Regions from separate parts of the Homo sapiens genome. Here region 2 is linked to region 1. The links are chromatin loops, found by intact Hi-C in ENCODE. Cell type or tissue: ascending aorta. All regions are shown on one strand.

Region 1 (2,500 bases):
TGTAGGTGGAAAGCCAGCTAAGAAAGAGGCATGGCAAAATGTGCAGACGTTACATTGGGCCACATAAGATGAAACTGGCATTGACCACTGGATTTGGCTCTGTGGAAGGCAATTGTGGTCTTAGTTTCTAGAAAGGAATGGAAATGAAAGCCTGATTAGAAAGCTGCTCCCTTTTTTGGACATTGGTTTCCCACTATGGTGGAGGAAGATTGGAGACTTATATCTCCCTCAACTCTTCATTATACTTCCTCTCCAATCTCTTTTCCACTCTTGTTATATCACATTCTCTTTTGCTTAAATCCATCATCTTTGCTTTCTTCATTTTGGATGCTATAAATAATGCTCTGCTAACCCAGGTCATAACCTAGAAAGATACCATTTTTTTCTTAATTAACCCTCTTAATTTTTTTCTTAGAGTTAAAAATGACTTTTTAATTTTTTTGCCTTATTTTCTGTGTACTTTTAGACCTTCAGCATCTCTATCATATGCCCATCAACAAAATGTTTAAAATGCTTAAACACATCATTCTCATTTCCCACTGGAGATTTTACTCTGAGAGTTTATGTCAGTTTTGTACAGTTTGGAGAGGGAGAGGAAATAGATGCATATTTGCCATGTTTAGCAGCTCATTGACCTTTGATCTGAAACCTGTTCACAAAAAGAAAGAAGGTAAAGAGACATCCTATTTTATCTACATTTTTGAATCAGATAAAAACTACATTTTGAGTTTCCAATCAAGTTATGCCTCTACATCTTAGATGATTCAATCTTTCCCTTGAGAAAAAAACAAACACATAAGCCAGATCAATATCTTTAAAGCCAATCTTAAAATGCATTGAATGAAAAAGAAAGTACTACTTTACATTTTTTTGTCTTGAAAACATTCCATATTTCATGAAACTTGATCAGTTATTTTAAGAGAAGCTAGTTCCCCGGAATGTCAAGAGGCAGGCCTTTCTCTGCCTTGTTAACAGTGCTTTGTTCTGCTTTTGACTTCCTTTATAGCAGTGGGTTAGGTTGAGAGTAGTTTTCTGTGAAGAGCTGCTGATCTCCCACCAGAAGCAGAGTCAAGTGTTGTGAAGCACATGTCGCAGCATTTTTGCTCTCAGATGATGGAACTGCCTGTCTCCTAACAGAGCTGGCAGGGCCTCTGGTGAGTCAGAGCAGAGCTTCAGGGGCCATTCAGAGCACAGAGGTTAAACACAAAGCTGGAGCCAGTCTGCCTGGATCTCAGTCCCAGCTCCTCCACTCACCATCTTTCAACTTTTGGTGCTCTTGGATAGAATGCTTAACCCTTGGGCATTGATCACCTCTTTTACAAAATGGGTTTATATATAATGATAGTGCCTGCCTCATAAGAGTTGTGTAATGATTGAATAAATTAAAACATGCAAAACAGCTGAAAGAGTGTGTGACATGATGAAGATTTAGTACACGTTAGCTACTATTATTATTTTACTCCATTTTGTATTTTTTTAATGTTTGAAATTTTACTAATCGTTTATTATATGGATAGCCTCTTTGGCAATCAGCTTTAACCCTCCATCCAGATAAAATTATGCTGATGAGTTTAGTATATGTCCTTTTAGATTTTAAAATAATTATATATAGTTGATCCTCTGTATCTATGGATTCTACATGGCTAACTGCAGAACTTGAGCATTCACAATTTTGGTATCCACAGAGGGTCCTGGAACCAATCCCCTATGGATATACTATATATAATACATATAGTATATAAGAATACATATAGTATATAAGAATATATATAATACCTATGTATATATTTAGATAATATGTCCAAAACAAAAGCTGAAATTTAGCCATTTGACTTATTCCTAAGCTACTGGGAAAAAAATTAATTTTCTGGGATATTAATACACTTTTCCCTTAGAATATTCCTAAATATTCTTGAAAGATTTCCAACTAATATGCACAAAAATCACTTTTTTATGGTTTACACATGTGTATTTACATGCAGGCTACCTCATTTTATTGAGCTTTGTTTTATTGCTCTTCACAGATACTGCATTTTTTACAGATTGAAGGTTTGTACCAACCATTCCTTGAGCAAGTCTATCAGCATCATTTTTCCAACAGCATGAGCTCACATTGTGTGTCTCTGTCAAATTATGGTAATTCTCACATTTCAAACTTTTCGTTATTATTATACCATTTTTAATTATTATTGTCATGGTGATCTGTGATTAGTGATCTTTGATGCTACTATTGTAATTGTTTTGGAGTACCCCAAACTGTGCCAATATAAGATGATGAACCTAATTGATAAGTGTATGTGTTCTGACTGCTCTACTGAACCCTACACCCCATCTCTCCCTTTTCTTCAGCCTCCCTACCCCCTGAGACACAAGGATATTGAAGTTAGGCCAGTTAGTAACCCTACAAAGGTCTCTAAGTGTTCAAGTAAAAGGGAGAGTCACACATATCTCAGTTTAAATCAAAAGCTAGAAATGGTTAAGCCTAGTGAGGAAGGAATGG
Region 2 (2,500 bases), 50 kb after region 1:
TCCTCCTCATTCCTATTTTTCCTAACATTTCATCTCTACCTCTCTTATGTCACTTATGTTATAATGACTTGCATTATATTTCTTTTTCTGCCTACCTTCTATTTTCTATATTGTAAATTCTTGGAGAATAAAACACTGATTTATTTTTGTGTCTTCACAATGCTGAGCACAGTGAATATAGACACTCAGAAATACTTATTTAATGATTAAAGAAATAAATGGGGAAAACATCATGGCATTTATCTTCCATGAGCTCAGCATCTAGTGGAGACAACATATATGTACGTATATACACACACAAATACACACACACACACACAAATCACACACAACTACACACACACACAAATACACACACAGTGTGATGCAAGGCCAACTCTGAAAAGGCAAAAAAACGTATTTGTACAAACATTTTGTTAAGCAGATGTAAACAAATGAATACTTAACACTGGCTGGGAAATTTGTTGGGGGTGCGCTTCTAAGAGTGGGTAGAATTTCAGTCGAATATTGAAGGAAGGATAGAAGACATAAGCAAATTGGAAACAAAGACGTTTGGGTTGAGCCAACAGCCTGAGCCAAGGCCTGGAGGCAGGTGAGGGCAGGGTTATGTTCAGGAAACAGTGTCCTCCCTGGTCTCATTGGATGTATTATCCATGAACTTATTTAAGTCGTTTTTTTTGAGACAGTCTCACTCCGTCGCCCAGGCTGGAGTGCAGTGGTGCAATCTCGGCTCACTGCAAGCTCCACCTCCCCGGTTCATGCCATTCTCTTGCCTCAGCCTCCCGAATAGCTGGGACTACAGGCACCCACCACCATGCCCGGCTAATTTTTTGTATTTTTAGTAAAGATGGGGTTTCACCATGTTAGTCAGGATGGTCTTGATCTCCTGGCCACGTGATCCACCCGCCTCGGCCTCCCAAAGTGCTGGGATTACAGGTGTGAGCCACTGCGCCTGGCCTTAAGTCTTCTATTATCTGGAAGAATCACACATATATTTCCCTTGGATATGTTTTTCTCCTCAGTACAGTCTAAGGTTATAGAACCATTTTCTTAATAGTATGTGGGGACAACTCTATTACTGAATAATAGTTATTTTGTGAACTATAGACCTCTCCCCTTACTGAATATAATCAATAGTTACTAAAACCTGTGGGAGGAAATGTGCTCATCTCAACATTCTTATAACTCGACTCACCATTTTGTTTCATGATAGCAGAGTGTGCTACAAATCAAACTTAATATGTATCAGTATATTTTTTAGTGGTGCACCACATTTAATTTTAAAAGAGTTAATTCATTTAAGTGTCATAATACAGCATATAGATTGACAAGCATGAAAAGTTGAGTGGTGTAATGCCCTGCACATAAAAAATGTGCTCAATAAATATTGGCCAATTTGAACTGGAATAGTGTCCACTCATCAGATTGTCTGGCCAATATTTTTCCACTTACCCATCCACACAGCAGCAATATGAACCACTATGTTGAAAAGTTACACATACACATTCCTGGCCTGTGGGTCCATGAAACACTCCATTTTTTTAATAAATAAATCGCCCCTTTTTCGTGTTTATATATATTTTTTCCGACTGTGCTTTGGTCTTTTTCTACCCAAAGAATTGGAACAAATGCAATTCGTCACTGCTTCCTTGTGTATCTTTAGATTAAAAAAGAGTATTTCTATATACCATTTAAAAAATCCAAATTGAAACTGTATAGTAATAATTTTCAATTTGTAGGAGGCTATAAAGACTCCATACATCCCATCATAGATTGAAAAGTATTATTTTCTATACCAGTATTAAAGGGTGAATACTTCTTGCCCAGAGAACAGAAGGTCTTCTCCAATGGTTATCCCCTCCCAAGCTTGGCAGATTGCATCAGGTTCTCTAATATTTTTTTCTAGAAATAAAACACTAGACTTAATATCTTAACTTCACTGTGAGGCAAAAAAAAAAATATCTATAATATGATTGTCTTCCAACATTTTCCTTTTATCCTGAGTGGTCTTTCCTCCTACACATCCAAACCTCATGGTTAGTGTGATATTTGGTTACATCAGTGAATCATTTCACAAGGATTTCTAGAACTTGGGATCTAAGAGTTGAAATGAATCCAATTTAGTGACAAAAGCAATAAGAATAGAATTCAGGTGCTGTGTGCTGCCATATTCCCCATAAAATAGAGAACAATCATAAGAGAAAATGATCTTCACATCCAGAGGAAACAGAAAAAAATGGAAAGAGATGGCCTTAAAAACAAAATCTACAGTTGATCTTGGGTCCAGCTACAGCTTTGTCCTTCCACTAGCTGGGGTTCTGTCTTTGGATTCTACTAGTCAATGTATTCCCCTTTCGCTTGAGCTTGTTGGAAGTGTGTATTTGTCACTTGTTACCAAACTACTGTAAGAATTTTGATTCTTCTTGGGAGTCAGGAAGCTGGAGCTAATCATACCGGTGGGGAAAGCCTGGCAGATAGCCACAGGGTGTAGAGCAAATGA

Evidence for each region. A loop is a pair of places that touch in the nucleus more often than their neighbours do. Peaks named below come from ENCODE experiments on the same cell type or tissue, not always from the same donor. Only the 100,000 strongest peaks of a DNase experiment are listed, where the experiment ranks them.
Region 2: it touches region 1 in a loop (7-fold over the local background); 1 of 110 quality-filtered maps calls a loop at or near these places.

Annotation. Positions count from the first base shown.
Region 1 is chr2:220,498,381-220,500,880 of GRCh38, forward strand. No RefSeq gene overlaps it. Among named protein-coding and RNA genes, the nearest start is that of MIR4268, 590 kb to the left of the region's middle. In ascending aorta, no CTCF peak of the experiment used is centred here; a DNase peak (open chromatin) is centred at 1,151.
Region 2 is chr2:220,547,910-220,550,409 of GRCh38, forward strand. No RefSeq gene overlaps it. Among named protein-coding and RNA genes, the nearest start is that of MIR4268, 640 kb to the left of the region's middle. In ascending aorta, no CTCF peak of the experiment used is centred here; no DNase peak of the experiment used is centred here.